2 separate regions of the Homo sapiens genome follow, and region 1 is linked to region 2. The links are chromatin contacts, found by Hi-C in ENCODE. All regions are on one chromosome and are shown on one strand. The core of a region is the stretch at or near the end of the contact, and the rest is flanking DNA. Distances in the headings are between cores, read along the strand shown. Region 1 holds the start of SGCE (sarcoglycan epsilon). Region 2 holds the start of SAMD9 (sterile alpha motif domain containing 9).

Region 1 (3,316 bases), core at 441-2,940, 1.5 Mb after region 2:
CACCAGAACAGTACTCTACCAAGCATAAGAAATCCTGGAATTATTCTATCTTGCAGAAGAGGGTGAACATCCTAAAGATTAAATTAAAAGGCACTTCTAAAAAGTATAATTGTGTTTACCCAACTTCCTAGGGAAATGTCTTTGTTAAAAAGCTGCATTTCATTCATTCATATTCCGGATAGTGGGCATTTTCTAATAAAAAGTAAAATCTCAGTAAATGGGCTACAGTTTTGTTTATTCCTAGAAAGGCTCTCTTTTAAAGTGCGGTGTCTGCAACGTTGTTATGACAATAAGTCAAATTCTTATTGATATTCCAAGTATAAAATAATCCGTAGCAATGTTACTAAAATGTGCTCAATTTTGCTCTTCAAATATGAAAGCGTTTCATCTGTGTTTCAGAAACCTAACTCAGCTGTAGACAATTTGGTTTTCCCTTTTAACTTAAACTTGTTTTACTAAGATCATCAACAGATTGTCAGTTTCCCAAGCACCTGACACTGAGGCGCTTAGATGGGAATCCGCGTTAAGGTTTTATTTAGCATCCTTCCTCATCAGAATTTTAGCGTCTTATCAGCCACTGCAATTTTCCCTGACATAAAATATATATGTTCATAGTACAAATGCACGCAAATATTTGTGGCCGAATCTCGGCAACCCGCTGGAAAGGATTAAACGTGCGGTTGCCGTGACTAAACGCATTCATTCACCCTACAAGATTTAGGAAAATGTAACGTTGCAAGGGAAGCAAGGTCTCTGTGTAAACCTCGTAATCGCCACCAAAAGTCGGTAGCTGGGAGCCTTCAAAGCCCGCCAAACACACTGGAAGCATCCACAGCTGTTTTAAATTGGTTTTGGTTTCTGGAAATAGCGCACTCGGTACGGCAGCATCTCTGGCCTCCAGCCGGGGTTAACCCTGACCTGAACGCCCTGTTTAGCTCCCAGCATTTCATGATTCCGCTTCCCTGCTCCGTAAAACCGAAGAAAACCGAGATTTCCGTCACCGAGAAATGCACTTAGCAAGAGGGGGAAATTCGGTGTTTTAAATGTCACATTTTTGTGTTCTCTACCACTATCAAGAAAAGGAAAAAAGATGTGTTTGTGTAGCGGGGACGCAGCTTGACACCCATTTCCTTTGGCTCGCATCGCGGTCGCAGAGCCCAATCGCGGGGAAACGGGCCCCCCAGAAAAACAGGCAACGACCCCCAGCTCTTTGCTACAGGGATCGGGAGAGGACTACCCTGGGGCTGGGCGGGGAGGGGGATGTTGGGAACAGGAATTGGAGATGGAATTTCTGCGCCCGCAGAGCAGGGAGGGGCCCGCGGGGGCGCGGAGAGGAAAAAAAGGCCAGGGGTCAAGCCTGGGGAGAGAGAAGCTGGGCCGGGGAAATGGGGTACAGGGTGTACTGAAGGAGGGGTACGGTGGGGTCCGGGACAGAAAGAGAGGCTGGTGCCCAAAGGGCGCGCTCAGGCGCCCGGAACCCGAGCGGGGGAGGGGGAGGCGGCGGCCTGTTGGCCCCGGGACCTCCACGTCGCGCGCAGGCCACTAACCTGTCAGCAAGAATGTGCCAGTGGTCGCGGGGCTCATCCTGCGTGTCCCCCGACCCTGTCCCGTCCAAGCACAGGGGTCTCCCAGCTCCCACCACCGGGGCAATTGCATTCTTGGCCTGGCTAGGCCGTCCGTCCTCGATTCTCCCCTCCCCTCCCTTTCTTCTTCCCTCCCAGCTTGGCCAGTTCAGCATCAGCATCCCGCACCCCCTCGGTAATCCCGTACTCCCTCTAGCGGCGGGCCACTGCAGCGTGGCCACCGCCCCCACCCCCATCCCCCATCCCCGCACCCCCCTCCACCCCCTAGCCCGCGGAGCACGCTGGGATTTGGCGCCCCCCTCCTCGGTGCAACCTATATAAGGCTCACAGTCTGCGCTCCTGGTACACGCGCTTCAACTTCGGTTGGTGTGTGTCGAAGAAACCTGACTGCGCCCTGAGGAGAACAGCGGAGAAGGTCCACCGAGCCTGGCGAAAGGTCCGCTGAGCGGGCTGTCGTCCGGAGCCACTCCGGGCTGCGGAGCACCCAGTGGAGACCGCGCCTGGCTCAGGTGTGGGACCCCATCCTTCCTGTCTTCGCAGAGGAGTCCTCGCGTGGTGAGTATGCGGTGAGGACGTTTTTTTTTTAAAGATCACGTTCATTCCCCGTGCTTATCGGGAGCTGCGGGAGATGGAGTAGCACCCCAGAATGTCTCCACGCAAAACTTGTCACGCCTTCACTGGCTGTACCCCAAAACAAATGGGGAAACCAAGCCTTAAAGGCTTGGGTTTCCAGGACCAAGTCCAGATACGGGCTGTAGACAGAGATGAGCTGCGGACAGTGATGAGCTGCAGACGGTCAGGAGCTATAGATCGATTTGCAATTTGCTCTTCAAATGCGCTACCAAGTGCCATGCTTTACAAACAGATAAGCGCTTCAAATGCGCTACAAACTGGCGCTTCAGATGCGCTACAAGCACGCTTCACGCGGGCGACAAACTGATGGGAGCTACAACTGGCGCTTCATTGCGCTATAAACTGATGGGCGCTTTATGTGCCACAAACTGACGGATGGGCGCTTCAGTGGCGCTACAATCCAGAACGAGGAGCAGCGATATAGGAGCTGCAGACAGAAAACTGAATTGCGCTTTACATGCGCTGCAAAATCTGAGCTGCAGAAGAGTAGCACTACAAAAAACGCTACAAAAACGATGCGATTAGCCAGCCCGACAACAGCGCTTCATTGCGCTGCGAGGCACATGAACTGCAGAGGTACATGAGCTGCGGAACAATTCACACCTAAGATGCACTACAAAGTGGTAAGAGCTGCAGAGGTACAGGAGCTGCAGACCGTTTGCGCTACAAATAAAGCAGCCGTAGTGGGACATGAGCTGCGGAGTACAATTCCTCTGTTTTCTTGGAGCAGGACCCCACCCTTTCACCTTTTGGAATGGCTCCCACTCTATTTTTCTGCAGGACGGTTCTCGCATGATGGTGCTGGTAGACAAAATGGAGCCCCGGGCAAAAATTAGTGTTTAACATTCTGCCCACACCATTCCCGCTATAGCAGTGGAGTGGAGGGGCACTGATTGGAGTGGAAATGGGAATCTTTTGGTGATGGCAGAGCAGGCTGCCTGCCTACTTGTGCTTGATTGAAGTGGCGGTGTAGTTGTGGTGGCGCGAATCAGCGTCCAGCAACAGTTTGTGGAAACTGTGGGTTTGCTGAGTATGGCGGGGGAATTGGATCTGTGGATTGCTCTTGCTGCATGAAATGAATCTGGCTTTGGTGACTGGTG
Region 2 (3,271 bases), core at 745-3,244:
ACCCTATGAAAGTATGCTCACTTTTGTTGCACCCACACTATTTAACACATAAAGCAGGGGTCCCCGATTATTGTGCTGCTAGCGTGCGCTGGCTCCTGAGGCCTCATACCTATGGCTCTCATCCCCCATCTCGCCGCTTCCCACCAGTACCCTTTTCCTAGGGTCTCCCTGACTTCCTTCATCAACTTGGACCTTTCACAGTTTTACAGACACAGTCCTTAGTCTCTGGTGATATGTCATAAACTAGATTATGAGACTGGTGAATTAGATGGATTATTTGATTCATGCAAGAACTACATACCATTATATGTGAAAACGTAAAGTCAGGTTCTCATATAAGAGTGTGGGGGATGGAGAACTGGGCCTGAACATTTGGTTGGGAAAGTAAGCAAATAATAAAGAAGTGACTTTTGACTGTTTTCTCTACTAGAGACACTATGAATATTTCAAATGTCATTGAACAGGTTACACTTTCACACTTCTTCCCCTAAAGCTTTTGTCAGATTATTGATAGCTGTGCCTTTCAATACATTATTTTAAAAAAATTGTTGATGATGTCACTCTTGGAGAAAATATATGCCAGCATTCATAGGTATTTATGCCACTGTTCATAGATATTTTACATATTAATGATTTCTTTATACCCTCTCGTTCCAAAATGTTTTTTAGGTAATTTAGAAAGTAATATAGGATCACACATATATTAAAACCCTTAGGTAAAGAAATCATGGGGAAGGCTAAATAAGGGTAGGGGGAGAAAAGGTGAAATGAGGGAGTAAAATTAGTACCTAAAATTACTGGTTTTGATTCCGTATACTTTAAAAACTGACCTGAAAATTTGGTTCTGAGCATCTTAGTAGGAAACACTATTTGTTACTGATTGAACCCACATACATTTTTTAACTCTGGTTGGTGTTAAACTGTAGGGTTTGTTAACTTTTCTAGAAGGGAGTTGAAGGTCAGACCTTTATTCAGAAATGTGATCCTCCAACCGTCTTGCATTATCTTACTGTTTGCTTTGGGGAGAAATTAGACATAAACCTAGTATTTTTGCCAGGAACATAAAGCTGCCTTAATTCCAAAGACTTCCCATAGTAGTCTATCTGTCTGTCTGTCTTCCTATGTATGTCATCCGACAACAATATCTGAGAAGCTCTCAGAGAGTTTTGTTTTCTGGAAGCTACCTATTTCTTAGAGTAGATGGTGGAAGTTGTATTTGATTAAAGTAAAGTACTTTTAAGTTTTCATTGCCTGTTCTTTATCTATCTTTCCGTTTGTTGTTGTTGTTGTTGTTGTTGTTGTTGTTGTTTTTGAGACAGTGTCTCACTCTGTTGCCTATGCTGGAGTGCAGTGGTACAATTACAGCTCACTGTAACCTTAAATTCCTGGGCTCAAGCAATCCTTCTGCCTCAGCCTCCAAAGTAGCTAGACTGCAGCTGCGTGCCACCACATCCAGCTATTTTTTTTTTTGGTAGGAATCTTGCTAGGTAGGGTCTTGCTATGTTGCCCAAGCTAATTTTGAATTCCTGGCCTCAAACAATTCTCCTGTCCTTGCCTTCCAAAGTGCTCAAATTACAGGCTACCACACCTGGCCTGTTTGTTCTTTCTGAAGATGCTGTATGCCTTGGGAGAGTTCATCAATAAAAGTGTCTGTAGTTTTCAACTGCATCTTTAATGAAATGTTATGACTAATTTTTCAACTAATATAAAGCAGACTGCTGTCAGAGCAACAAATAGTCTAGAATTTCTAGGCTTAGAATACTATTTTTTGTTTTGAGGTATATTTGAAGCTTCTAATTGAAAAGTATATTTCTTTCTATTCAATAAAATGCTGCTATAGATAGTAAGAACAATATTAATAATAGATATTGTACTTACCCAGTAGTCTTGCAAATTTCTTTTACATATATGTGGGGAAAACCATCTCTTTTAGTGCTGAAAATATCTGATGTGTTTGTTTTCTTCCTCCTACGATGCTAGAGAAAAGTATTTTCCTCATTCTGGTTTTAACGGAAGTCTATGTATTCTCTGCTTCTGTCTCACAGCAAGCTCTAATTGGCTCAGAAACAGCAGGGCGTGTTTAACAACTGGGAGGTTGGGGAAGGAAGAATATAGGTTTGGTTTCAGTTTCATTTCTCAGATCTGAAATTACAGCACCGCCTTTTCTATCTGAAATGCTTTTTAATAAGCTATGGCTATATACCACCTTCTGGTCTGCTTGGTTAAAATCTGAAGGCTTAACAATTTTTCCTCACTTGAGAGTTTTGAGGGCTGCAGAAAGCCCCATTGTCTTGTTATAGACAAACTGTGGGATATTCTGGCTTAATTGATCCCTTGGGAATATGAGTTTACATTGCAGTCCCAGCCTTGTAGAGCACCAGGTTGGAGATACTCTAGGTCAATATTTCACTGGCCTTTAAGGGTGGAGTTACTGTCCATTCCTGTTTTCCTAAAGTGTAAAGAATGTCTTTCAGGGATAGGACTTCTTTGAGCACCCCAATAAGTGCTAAATTCATTTATTGCAGAGCAGACCAGGGCTGCAGCAGACCTGATGGTCACATTGTAGAGATTTATCTTTTCTAAGGTCAGTGTCAGGGCCAGAGAGAAAACTGCCTGAGTGAGAGCAACAAAAATAGCTGATATTTTAAAAACTAACAGCAAGTACTGATATTTATTGTGTGTGCTCAATTAGCTTTTGGTTTCCACATCCCACAACTGATTCACACTGGTTTTAGATGAAAACATTTAAAAACATTTATTTTAAAATATTTATTGGGCGCTTACCATGTACCAGGCATTGTTCTAAATGTTTCATATTAACTTAATTACTCTTCACAACAATCTCCTGAGGTAGAGATTATTTTTATCTCAATTTTAAAGGTGAAGAAACTGAGGCATAGAGATTAAATAATATGGCTAAAGTTTGCATAACTAATACATGGCAGAGATTCGAATCCAGGTTTCAGGCCAGTGCTCTTAAATCCTGAGGTTTAGGAAGAAAGAAAGTGGCTATGAAGGACAGCCTAGATATGACCATTACACTTATCACCCTCAGGAGCCCTCCTCGTAAGGGGACCCTGGGCCTGAACTCCAAAACCTGGGTTTCACTTTGCATGGGGACCAGTGTGATGGTTAATTTTATGGGTCAACTTGACCGGGCCACAGAGTGCCTAGATATTTGGTCAAACATTATTCTGGTGGTTCTGTGAGGGTGAGGAGGCAGGACTAGCTTGCAGCTCCTGCTGGGACAGACAGGACAGCATGTGGAGAC

Evidence for each region. A loop is a pair of places that touch in the nucleus more often than their neighbours do. Pooled maps may share reads with other maps.
Region 1: a loop to region 2 is called in a map of CD8-positive, alpha-beta T cell, with 14 times the contacts of the local background. The contact joins the promoter of SGCE here to the promoter of SAMD9 in region 2. A Hi-C loop is called at or near these places in 2 of 168 maps with a recorded cell type or tissue (CD8-positive, alpha-beta T cell and naive thymus-derived CD4-positive, alpha-beta T cell) and 7 of 50 pooled maps.

Annotation. Positions count from the first base shown.
Region 1 is chr7:94,654,443-94,657,758 of GRCh38, forward strand. SGCE (sarcoglycan epsilon) reads right to left here and starts at 1,691. Exons shown (of 11, transcript NM_003919.3): 1 at 1,548-1,691. The coding sequence starts at 1,656. PEG10 (paternally expressed 10) reads left to right here and starts at 1,883. Exons shown (of 2, transcript NM_001172437.2): 1 at 1,883-2,149. The coding sequence starts at 2,145. RefSeq lists enhancers at 1,039-1,816, 3,086-3,135.
Region 2 is chr7:93,115,985-93,119,255 of GRCh38, forward strand. It overlaps SAMD9 (sterile alpha motif domain containing 9), which reads right to left and starts at 1,995. Exons shown (of 3, transcript NM_017654.4): 1 at 1,879-1,995.